Linked DNA regions of Mus musculus: region 2 is linked to region 1. A link is a loop called in an ENCODE intact Hi-C map of the cell type or tissue named here. Cell type or tissue: left cerebral cortex. All regions are shown on one strand. Links, peaks and the distances in the headings refer to the core of each region. The heading gives the core; the rest is flanking DNA.

The links. A loop is a pair of places that touch in the nucleus more often than their neighbours do. Peaks named below come from ENCODE experiments on the same cell type or tissue, not always from the same donor. Only the 100,000 strongest peaks of a DNase experiment are listed, where the experiment ranks them.
Region 2: it touches region 1 in a loop (2.1-fold over the local background); 4 of 42 quality-filtered maps call a loop at or near these places.

Annotation. Positions count from the first base shown.
Region 1 is chr12:109,523,388-109,529,726 of GRCm38, reverse strand. Gm34081 (a long non-coding RNA gene) reads left to right here. Exons shown (of 8, transcript XR_003950134.1): 3 at 6,149-6,339. Among named protein-coding and RNA genes, the nearest start is that of Gm34081, 14 kb to the left of the region's middle. In left cerebral cortex, for the core only: no CTCF peak of the experiment used is centred there; a DNase peak (open chromatin) is centred at 3,561.
Region 2 is chr12:109,442,618-109,448,956 of GRCm38, reverse strand. No RefSeq gene overlaps it. Among named protein-coding and RNA genes, the nearest start is that of Dlk1, 7.7 kb to the left of the region's middle. In left cerebral cortex, for the core only: a CTCF peak has its summit at 2,706; DNase peaks (open chromatin) are centred at 2,742 and 2,924; H3K4me3 peaks cover 372 bases.

The DNA.
Region 1 (6,339 bases), core at 1,198-5,197:
CAGGAGTAGGGCCACTTGCATCAGAATGAAAGCCTGAAGCAATCCCACCACAGCTTCTTAGCATATATTCAAGAGGATTCAGTATTCTAGGGTTTGTCACCTGGCTAACAATGAGCAGCAGGCCTGAGATTCTCTGAGACCCAGAGAACTGAAAAACTTGGTGAGCCTTGGTCAGAAAAGTGTTTCTAGACAACGGTGAGCCAGGATGCCAAGGGTTGTGGTCAACAAAAGCATCTCTGTGTACCACGAAAAAACTGGCACACTGCAGCAGACACCATCCCACGAGGAACTGGTAAACCAAGAGGAACTGGTAAACCACGAACATCCACACTTCACTGTGGGCAGCTTGGAAGCCCTAAGGCACAGGCTTGCTCTTTGTCTTCCATAACTAATATCCTGAAACGGAGTGCCAGATTTCAAACCCCAAACTCCATTCCTTGAATCCCAGAACTGAGCAGAGACGAGTTGGCAGGACGGCTCTTTCCCAGAATCCACTGGGCCTGTTTTGGGGGCAGCTTAGTTAACCACAGGGCTCTGGTTATTTGCAAAACAATAAGAAGGGATGAGACTCCTCTAGGATTCCCAGAGTTTCTCGGTCTTCTTTTTCTTAAAGAAACAGGGTGTCTCCCGCAGGCTTCCAGGAGGTGTTTGAAGATTGGAATTTACTAAGGGCAACCTGGGGAGGAGGCATTGATATTATTCTTACTCTTGACCCTGTGAGAGATGCTCAGAAAGGCAGTGGGGGAAGACACTGTTCAAAGAAAAAATTTCTGAGACCTAAGGCCTCTAAGATTAGAGATTGCTATATAGTCCACAGTCTAGCAAGGCTACAGCAGGGAGACAAGAACTCCGAGACCGGTGTTGTAAGTGCATGCAGGATCGCAATGCCTCCAGCCAAGGGCTGCCTGGGAACTGTGGCTGAAGGAAGTCAGCTCACAAACTGCCATTTAGAATTTGAGATGTGAAAGTTCTCTTTATTTCCCAGCTAACCTGAGCTCCATGCTATTGGAGGTCCTGGGGGGGGGGGGGGGGAAACTCTGCAAGTACCAGATTCCATCAGGAATTCCAAAGCTAAACTACAGTCTGTATGGTCACAGCACCGGAGAGGACAGCCTCTTACTCGCGTGATCCCATTCCCAATCTGTGAGAATGTTTTAGCCATCCCCTGTGCTCAAGGCATTCTCCATTGACAAAATAATGCAGCCCTTCCCTCACTCCAGGAGTTAAGGAAAAGAAAGAAACAGCATAGCATAGCGGCTGCAGCGCTACTCCACGGCGAACCGCGGCACAATTCCACGGCGGTTCGCGGCACGCGTACACAGCGGTACGCGAAGCGGCATTAGTACACGGCGAACCTCCTCGCTAGTTCACGGAGGTCCGCGGCACTAGTCCATGGCGAACCTTGGCACCAGTCCATAGCGATCTGCGGCACTGACTGTCCACTATGAACCGTAGCGGTAGTTCATAGCGAACGGCAGCATTGTGTACAGTAAGCCATGGGACTTGCCCATGACAAACCACAGCACTTGTACATGGTCAGCCTGTGTACTAGTCGATCGTGAACTGCAGCCTGGGTCCACAGCACATCTCCGTATAGATTCACAATCCTTCCTAACACTAGCATGATGTACCTTAGCACAAATATAGCGTGTACTATAAAATGGCTGCATGGTGCCATATAGACATATCTCTGTGCACATACAGGATGATAGGACTCATATACCGTGAATTGCAGTGAGTACAAGAGTCATTGTGCTTGGTATGGGATATGCCATGGCACAACTACACAGGGTACTACAGAGTAGGCCTGTTGACTTGTAGCAAAGTACATCGTGTAGCACTGCTCTGGCACAAAGCAATGATACAAGATACACCATGACATAGACATAAAGATCCACAGTGTGTATAAATCATCCTTTACGGTAAACCCACATACGTGTGCCATGAGACACCAGGTCTATACCAGAGTATACCTTGAATTTGTGCCTCAAAGCACTAGTTTATATTGTATAATCCATGCACTTTTGCTGTGAGGCACTTGGCTCGTACCGTAGTATACTACGTAGACAGGCCGCGAGGCGCTTGGCTCATACCGTAGTATACCACGTAGCAGTGCCGCAACACACTTGGCTTATACCGTAGTATACCACGTAGCTGTACCACGTATCGCTTGGCTTATACCGTAGTATACCACATAGCTGTGCCACGTATTACTTGGCCTATACCGTCGTATGCTATGCATTTGTGCTGAAGGCACCTGACCTATATTGCAGTACATCCATGTATGCCAGGCCAATACTGTAGTACACCGCGTATCTGTTCCGCGAGTCACCCGGTTTGTACCATACATACTATACTATGTGTTTGTGGCGTGAGGCACCTGGCCTATACTACAGAACAGTCACGTACCTTTGCCACAAGAACATTCAGTCTTATACCATAGAATACCATATATCTGTGATGCCAGGCATTTGTCCTATACCGTCATATAATTGTACTTTGCCGCGAGGCATCTGTCTTATACCATACATAGTACACCCACATATCTGTGCTACAAAACACCAGGCCTGTACCATAATATACCATATTTGTGCTACAAACCACTTGGCCTATACCGTAATATATGGTATTTATTTGTGCTGTGAGGCACTTGGCCTATACCGTAGTATACCTTTTATTTATGCTGTGGAACACCTAGCCTATACCATAGTGGACCACATAAGAACATTGCTCCATGATACATCCTGTTCCCTAGTGAAGGTTTGCTATGCCTGTGTCATAGTGCACTACCTGAATCTGTGCCACGGTAAATGTGAATCTATCTATGATGTGGAGCTTTGAGCCCAAGCCGTAGTGCCTGCACCGTGAAGCTTTGATCCTGTGCCATGGAGCTCTGTACGGGCGACATGAGCATGACACGCTACTGCTCTGTGCCGTGAAGCACCAGGTCAAGACTGTTGTGTCACACTTAGCTTTGCTGCTGCACATCCGGTGTACCAGGCTGTAACGGACCGTGTGTATGTGCTGTAGCCGACTTGAACCTGAGCCGGGATGGACTGTGCCTATGCCGCGGTACTTTGTTGTCTGTAACTATGGTGACTTGTGCATCAAGTATCTGTGCGCAAGGCACGGTTCCTATGCCATAATGTACTGCTCCTCAAGGCCCAGTGAGAGCCTGTTACTTCGTAGCACTTTTTAACGTAGAAGGTCCGTGTACTACCACCCAGAGGTACACATAGGTCAGGATCCATCAGGGCATGAGTTCAAGTGCACCTTGGCACAACTCCGTGGTACCTCACAGCACAGGCCTAGAACACTATGTATGGCAGAGATGCATGGGAACCACCTCAGCACAACTACATGGCACAGTATGGTAAAGGCAAGACGAATCACAAGATCTCAGCAGGGTCCGCCCTGAACCTCAGTGAGGGCCCCCAGGGATCCTCGGTACTGCCAGGTTGACTCATCTCTCAGAGTCCTCCTGACAGTTTGAAATCACTGACGTGGGATTCAATGCATCTCATTCTCACTGCCGCTAGGCAACCAACCCCACACATGTTCGTCAAACCTCTCCCTGTTTGCTCAAAGGTGAATAAATAATCTAGCAGCATCGAGTGGTCTTAAGGTGGCCCCATAGGTCCCAAGCGTGCCCGCCAAACCTGATTTTTCCAACCCTTGGGCTTCTGGGCTAAAGGACATGAAGGAATCATTCTCTAAGCATTTCTACACCCCCACCGCTCTCTCAACCTCACCTTCCTCAGACACACCCAAGCAAGCAAGGGCAGTGGGCGGAAACTTGAATTTTGATTGTCTGATATTCAGTTTAGAGTGGAGGCGTCTTTATCTTTTTCAAAGGAATGACAGCAAAGAACAGCAGCTCCTCCCAAAGACGACCTCCCTGGAGCGTTTGCAGGTCAGCACTTCCTCATTGAGCCGGCACTTCCTTATTCAGCCAGGGCTACCCTTGCCCCGTGGGCTTCTGAGAAGCCTACAGATCACACAAACTTTCTAACCGGGGAAATTCTGCTCTGGTGGGGTGGAGAAGGTCTCCATTCTCTCCAGCCAGTGAGAGCTGGACTCTTCTTGGGGGACCCCCGAGTCTAGATGATGGCTGTTCCTTGGTTTAATTTTTTATTTTATTTTATTTTTTGTGGTTTTAGAGCTTATTTGTAGAAAGGCAGAGAAAAAGAGAGAAGGTAGAAAGAGGGAGATTGGCCATGGCCACGTGGAGAGAGGGTGGGGGGAGAAAGGGAGGGAGAGAAGGAGAACTAGAGATGAAAGTAAGAAAGATGAGAGCTTAAGAGTTGCTTTAACCTCAGGGTTTTAACATCACTTATCCCATTGAATGTCTTGGGTTGCTTTTTTCCTACTCTTTATTTTGTTTTATTTTAATTTTTTTTTGGTTTTTCGACACAGGGTTTCTCTGTGTAGCCCTGGCTGTCCTGGAACTCACTCTGTAGACCAGGCTGGCCTTGAACTCAGAAATTCGCCTGCCTCTGCCTCCCAAGTGCTAGGATTAAAGGTGTGCACCACCACCGCCCAGCTCGCCTACTCTTTATTAGGGATTAAACCTAGAATTGTGTGTGTTCAATAGGTGCTCTATCATTGAACACAGCCTGGCCTTCTGTCATTGGATCTTGACCTAAGTTCCTAGAGGTAATGTTTAGTCTTTAATACTGGAGATGCTTAAACCAGAAAAGGCAGGGCACCATGCCCTTCTTTTTTCTTTTTTTTTCTTTTTTTTTTTTTTTTTTTTGCCAGTTTTCAGATTGACCTACAGGAAGTGTGACTGCCCCTAACCTCTGTGCTATTAAGAAAGCAAAGTTGTAGGGTGAGGGTGGGGGTCAGATCCCCTCAACACAGATTCTACAGGTGAAACTCAGAAGGGTCGGGGGGGGGGGGTGGGGGCTTCTGAGGAAAGGCAGACACTGAGCTCAGAGCTGGAGAGACAGACAAACAGCCCTGAGAGTCTGGTGCAGGGTCATGGCAGGTCCCAAGAATTCTACTCTAGAGTTAATCCTTTACAATGACAATGTTTAGGTTCAAGATGGCCACGAGGATGCAAGTAGGGTCTCCTCTGGAAGAATGCTGAAGTCCTAGGACATGTTGAATAACCAACAGCTAGCATTTGATGTGTGACAAGCTGAGGGAGCCAAGCAGGTCCCTGTGGACGACTGAGGCAGAGAAACCTGGTAGCAGAAGGGATGTGTTTGTTACCCAGTCAGAAAGATCCGGAATGCCTCCCTAGTGTTCACTGGAGCCTGTCTCCTTTAATTCTCCCAATAGCCCAATCTGGAAACTGTCATAAAATTATAACCTTTAAGACAATTATAGGAAAAATTCTTGTCCTTTGTTTAGCAGGATTTGGGGAGGGGGATGGTGGACCACAAAAACAAATGAGAAGACAATAGAAACAAAAAATCCAAAGGATCCAATGGTATGTGACCAAGGAAGGTCCTTGCTCCTCTGCTGCCTCCCCACCCCACACTCCAGGGTGTGCTGTGGGGGGTGGGGTGGGCAGGGGTGGGAAGCCTATTGTGGAGCAAAAAAACCTTCTTTGTGGGGCACGTTCTCACCCCTGGAGGATCTGGACACTGTGGATCTGAGTGTTCTCTTTTCTCTCAATGGGTTGGGTCTTTGTTTGTTTGTTTGTTTGTTTGGGGCCTGGTGGGGAAACCAAAGAGGCACTGTTTGTACTGGGAAAACAGCTACCTGAAAGGGCTCCTCCGTAGCTCAGAGAGCCTGGAGAGAAAGCTGAAGCTAAGAGAGGGCTCGCCTGGAATGATATCTTCTTCTGAAAACAACTTTACACACAAATTCTTCTTCCCTTGGCCACGTGGACACTACCCTTTCTTGAAAGGCAGAGATGGGCCCCTTCAGGGTCTGGAAGTGCAGCAGTGAGGAGGTCCCCCAAAGCGAGGGCTGTACCTCACAAATTCCTGAGGACCAGTCAGGCATATTTCCTTTCAGTCCGGCAGGAAATCAAAGTGCAGGTGCTAAGAGAAAAACCACACCACTGTGCCAAACAAGGATACCTCTGGCTCTGGGGCTGACTCCCAACAGGTCTCCCTTCAAGACCACATGTTAGGGATCAGGCCAAGCTGGGGGTGGGGGGTGGGGGGGTCAATGTCCTGTTCTTCCTTCTCAGCTTCTTCTTTCTTCTCTTCCCAGATGCACCCCCGCCCCCATCCTCAGGGCTCAGAGGAAGTCCATGAAATGAAATGCTGGCAGAATGGATGCTCCATGAACACGCAGGTTTTACCTAACAAGCAGAACCTGGAAGCCACTTATCCCAAGCCCTAGCTAGGCTACAAGAGCTTTCCATGAGTGTCTGAAACA
Region 2 (6,339 bases), core at 971-4,970, 81 kb after region 1:
TTGGAGCTGTGGGGTTGCAACCCGAGGCTCCAGGGTTTTGCCGATGACCACAGAATGGAACAAACCATGGCCTACTGACATGGAAGCCTCGGCTCACTGCTCGGAGGGCCAACCTCGGGGCCAAGCAAGAATGTGTCCAAGCGAGAACGGGACCACCTCGGTGTACCTCCAAAGCCCTGCTCTCTCTTAGGGTGGGAGGAGTGACTCAGCACTCCTGAGTGCTGCAAGACTCTTCAGGCAAAGGCCAGAGACAGAAATCCCCTCACCCCTTCCCTCTACCACGGAGGGGCCGACCAGAGGCGGAAGACCGGGGAAATGAGAGGCACACAGGGCACATTTAGGCCTGAGAACATGACTGTTCTGTTTCAGGTTCAAGCTGAGAAAAGGCTCTTCACTCTCAAGTGAATTTTCTCAAGTGAATCTTTGCATGTAGAGGACCGGGAACGTGGCCCGTGGCCTCAGAAATGCAAGCCTTTCCTGAGTCTGAGGTGTGGGGCCAGAGAGGTGCATCAAGACCACTCCTAGCCACACTAAGGCCTTCTGAAGGCAGCCGGAGCACAAATCCCCCATAGTCCCAAGCTCTCATGTGGGTCTGCCTGTAATGCGGGAGACCAGGCTCTTGACGCAGTTTTGGCAAGCTTGAGACACATTGGTCTGGGTTCCACATGTAGCGCAGGTTGGGGCAGGGTCTTCCCCTCTCTCCAGACACTAGTTTTCCTTTATCCATCAGTGAGAGGATTAAAAACCTAGACCTCTCTATTTCTTCAAAGGCACAGTCTACATGAATATTAAGTTTATGTCATTTGCATCAACCAAATTATCCTCTTAAAGGGCACCAGTGAGTCATTCCACGGTAGGGAGCCGCGCTGGGGGTCTCTAAGAATGTTAAGTGACTCTTTACTCCCAAGGTAAATTCACCCTCCAACCAGGAGGGAGGGCATTCAAAAGAATGAGGAGTCTTTTTGTCATGTAGCTGCCATTATAAGCATTGACCAAGACTACAATAATTCTCCACATATCACAAATTCTCAGAAGTTAGTTTCCAATAAAACAGTGAGTGGCTCTCCTCCTTAAAAACAATATCCAGCCGGGTGGTGGTGGTGCACACCTTTAATCCCAGCACTTGGGAGGCAGAGGCAGGCGGATTTCTGAGTTCGAGGCCAGCCTGGTCTGCAAAATGAGTTCCAGGACAGCCAGGGCTACACAGAGAAACCCTGTCTCGAAATACAAAACAAAACAAAACAGAACAAAAAAAACCAAAAAACAAACAAACAAAAATATCCATCTATCTCTTCAAAATTAGAAAAAACAAAAAACAAAAAACCTACTGTGTGCCCAGGAAGGGAAAGGGGCTCTGTTATGTGTCCAAACCAGTGCAGGCTGGGGAAGGGGCTTATAGACTTGGGCTGAGCAGGATGCATAGGAGTTCTCCAAGTGATGTTTCTGTGGGGACGGTCTTCAGGGCGTACATTTGGGGAATGGTGTGAGTGAGACTTGCGCATGTGTGTTCCTGTGCAGCTGCTAGACTGTGAGATAAGAGCTGAATATGGCATGACTATGATCCCAAGAGCTCAGGATGGGGATAGAGAGATTCGAAGTAGTTGAGAGTTCTCATGCTCTTCCAGAGGACCCAAGTTTAGTTCCCAGCAACTATGCTGAGCAGCTTACAATCATCTGCATCTCCAGCTCTGGGGACCCAATGCCAAACATCCTTTTCTGAGCTCTGAGAGCACCCATACTTACATGAGCAAACCGAACATCCGTGCACATGACTAAAACTGAAATCAAAGCAAAGAAAACATATAGGAGGAGACTGAGGCGGGAGGTTAACACAAGCCCAAAGGTCTGAGGCACCATGGTGAGCCCTTGTAACAAGCTAGCAACAAAGTGTAGAGGTTTAGTTAGTTTGTCCTGCAGGATTAAAATTCGGGAAAAACAAAACAAAACAAAACAAAAAAGAAAGGAGCAAAAAAACCCCCGAGGCTGTAGTGCAGTGCAAAAGCTTCCATATTTGGATCTAAAATCTGTCCTAATTTGGCAAACAATGGCTTCAGAATCAGAATCCTCTTATCACAGAGTCGTTTGACCAAGACTACAGAAATGATGACGGTAGTGGCAGCAGTATCGCACCCAGACTTGATCAGAAGCCTTGGAAATAAATCCAAGACGTCCATCCTCGTCCAGTGAAGAACCACCCACCTCGGTTGGGGGAGAACGAGTGACCACAAAGGCCAAGGACACCAGATCAGAGACTGCTTTTAGTCACCAGAAAGTCCTCCTTTCAAACCTGGAGCCTGAGCAAGGAGGATCCTCCTGGCTGGCCCCAGATCAGTTCTTAGGGGGCGGGGCAAGGGGGGGGCTGCGGGAGAAGCAGAACTTCTCGCTGGCTCTCCACCATCTGTAAAAGAGAGTGCTGTGTGGTGGTTTGCCCTCCCCCCCCCCCCCCAGCTGTTGGCAGGAAGCTCTGTCAAGTTTAAGGCTGTGAAAACATTGCTCTCGAGGAACGAATCGAAGATTTCTTTTCTCTTTCAGTTTTGTAAGGAAACATTTCCATTTTCATTCCATTGTATTAAAAAAATGTTTTCAGTGTGCTCTTTTGAGTCCAGGACAGACTTGAGAATCTCTCGACTGGAGAAGGCTATCACCTTGTCCCTAAGAAAAGGAGAGAAGCACAAGCCAGCTTGCCCACTAGAGGTGCCGGAGCTGCGCCGCACCGCCCCCTCTCCTGTAGTTCTCACTCTGGACCTGTAGCGAGCCTGTCTGTGGCCTGCTCCCTGGGCCTCATCACTGGCCAGAACACATCTTCTCGCTCCGGTGTTAATGGATTGTGCACATGTGCCTGACCTCAGCAGGACCAGAGACATCTTGTTCCTCCTTGTACCTCGCGGCTGGTGGCCTGCAGCCCTGCTCGTGAGCTGGTTGCGGATTAAGTGAATTAATGAATAAATGAATGAGGCACAACGTGTTCTCGGAGGGTTACCATGGGCCCCTCAGAAAGATCCCGTGTCCTAGCAACTGGTCCCAGCAGCAGGTCCCTCTCCGACAGCAGCCCTCTACTTCCCAGGGGTGGCTGACCTCCCCAATTGGCCTTCCAGGAGGGTCCCCTAGGTTGCAAGACTCTTCCCACCTAGTTACATCGCAACAGAGGCCCCCAGATCTTGTACTGGGAATGTGAGTAGCAGTCAGACCACATCCAGAGCCCCCCCCCCCCCCACTGCCTCCCTCCACCAAGCGCCTGGTTCCTCTGAACCGCTCTCTCTGCATGTGAGCGAACCGTTCCTATGGTGACGCTCTGCACCTCCGGGAGGCCCTACCTAGCAAGTCTGCAGTCAGGCTATACAACCAGTGACAGGACAAGGAGGACAAGGGGGTGCTATCGTGAGCTGACCCACCCCCTACCTCATGCACACACTGGGTGGCTTAGAACCCAAACCCAAACTTTTGATGATCTTTAATGTGATCCAGGCATAGAAATGTCTCTCCCTCTTAGCTTCCAGCTCTGTCATTCCCCACTTAGTCACATAATAGAGGCACAGCTCAGAGAGGGCAAGTGATTCTCTGCTGGTCACACAGCAAGGACTGGACAGAGTAGGACTAGAATGTTTGGGAGTGAAGCCCTGTTAGGAAGACTGTAGAGGCTTATTTCAAAGAGTCCCCCAGGAACCCTCAAGGTTGTAAGGCTTTGTTAAAAAAAAAAAAAAGCAGGGTGTGGTATGTATGACACAGCTTTAACCCTAGCACAGGAGACAGAGTTTGAGGCCAGTCTGGGCTACGTAATGAGACTGTCTAAACCACAAAAATCTAAAACAAACAAGCCAAAACTGATCAAAAAGCTCCGAGGGGCTGGCGACATGGCTCAGCGAGCAAGGATGCTTGCCACCAAGTCTGAATACCTGGGTTCAGTTTCAGAGACACAGATGGTGTAAGGAGAGTATTTACTCGTGTCAGGTGTACTCCACACATGCACAGCGACACCCCCGTGTACAGTAACAAGCCCAGAGACTAGAAACAAGGAGAAGGGTCAGAGTTGGGATTGAGTAGTCCTTCCTTGCCATTATTACTTCAGTGTCAAGCTTTGGGTTGATCACGTACACACACACAGGCACACACACACACACACTTACGAACACATACACAGGCACACACATGCATGCATGCACACTCATGCACACACACATGCATGCATGCACATACAGGCATACACACACACACGCGTGCACACACATGTACTTGCGTGTACATACATACAGGCACACAGGCACACACGCACATGCACCAACACACCCACAGGCACACACATACACATAGGTACACACATACACGCATGCACACACACACAGGCATACACGCACACATGCATACACACACACACACACACTCAAGCACACATACACAATGGCTTATTTCCTTTCTCTCTTTTTCCTACCTTGGAACTCAACTTTGATTCCCCCCTGTCCTCCTCATTATCTAAAGCCTGTCCCAAGTCTGAGACCTACTGGCATCCCAGATACTAACCCCATTTCTAAGCCTCATTCTGGCCATGACCTGCCTGACCCCTTTCACCACCATGATAGCAAGCAAGGATCAGAGAGGCTTTGCCGCAGAGCAGTGAAGTCTCCCTTAGCTCTCCCACAGATGAGCCAGACTTAGGAGGAAAATTAGCTTTCTCGGGGCTCCAAGCTATGAATTTAGTGCACAGTAGGTTCTCGTTAAGTTTGTGTGGAATCGAATTGCAACGTCTTATGAAAGAATCAATAGGGAAGTCCTGGGCTTGCTTGGGGAGACAGGGCCCCTCAGAAGCTGTCCTTTAAGCAAGTGAGCTTCTCTTCACTAGGAAGAGTTGCCTTCAGCCTTACATTGATTCCTCCGTAAGTTTCTTTTCAACGGCTTTTCGTTACCTCCCTGTAACGGGCCAATTATTTCCAACTGTATTTTACTCCATTCTGACTCCCAGCCTGAGGGGCAGCAACAAGACCCAACCCCTGACCTTCCCTCTCCCTCATCCTGGTGTGGCATGTGGGCGCCCCATCTCCACACTGTCTGGGTTTGCTTGGTTTGTTTTCTTGTTGACAGCATCTTTAAGATTTGGTACAGGCCAAGGAACAGGAAGCCAGCAAGGGCATGGGGGTCATGAGATGGGGGGGGGGAGCTGGAGGGGGTTGCTTTTCAGTGAATGTGAAGCCTCTGGCCTCTGATGAGCACTTTTTCAAGGAGTCTGGCCTCTGACAAAATACTCCGCTGCTGGCAGGGTGAGAGAGCACTGTGGAAAGTCTGATAACAAATCAAGTCGGCAACCTACCAGCCAAGACCTGGACCCAAGGCCTCTAGAACCAGCACCTAGGATCTAAAATGGACTCTACAGGCCAGCATCCACTTCTGGAGATCCGGGCCCAATCTCCCTGCTTGACAGCGAGAGTTAACAGACCCTGTGAGCTAAGAGGCAAGACTGGGGAGGTCTGTGTGAATCAGGGCCTCCCAGGCAGGGCTCAGCACAAGACAGATGGTTCATGCAAGATGGTGAGATCAGAGAGAGCTTATTAGAGAGACTATTTACAGCAAAGTGGGTGAGGTGAAAAAAAAAAAACAGACAGATGACAGCAGGCCCAGTTACCCTACAGGCCTAGGGGGTATCAGTACCTGGGCTGGAAACTCAAAGCTAGTAGAGAAGCTATGTGCTTCAGTGGAGGAAGCTCCAGCTCACAGGATCTGACCTCCATCCCAGGTGATGGCCAAGTTCACCAGGTCTAGACACAAAGGGTCAGGGGTGGAGGCTTTGCAAGTTAGAGAAGCCCACGGGACTTTCCTGGGTTTTGTGTTATTCCTAAGTGTGCATATGTGTTCACCACATAAGAGCCTGGTGCCCAAGGAGGACAGGGAAAAAAAAAAAAGGTGTTGGATCTTGAACCACCACACGGGTGCTGGGAACTGAACCAAGAACTGCAAAAGCATCAAGTGCCCTTAACGACTGTGTTCCAGTCTCCGTTTTGGCCAAGTGTCAGCCGCTCATACGACTGGCTCCTTGCCTGGTGTCCCTAAGCACCCTTCTTCAATCCTTTTCATGAAAAAACAAACAAACAAACAAACAAACAAACAAACCAAAAAAACCCAACGGGACTCCAGACACCCAGAGAGAGTGAAGGAGGCACTCCTCGTAGGTCCCCAATGTCGTAGGGACATCGATTAAGAAAATGAAAACATAGACGCTGTGTGATTGGGACTGTAGGGAGATGCAGAAAAGGAGAGGACCAACTGTGGCCACAGGGAAAAAAGCAAAAGATGGAGACAGGTAGCCAAGGGCTCCAGGATGCAGAGACTATGCACAGTTTAATGTCTAAGTGA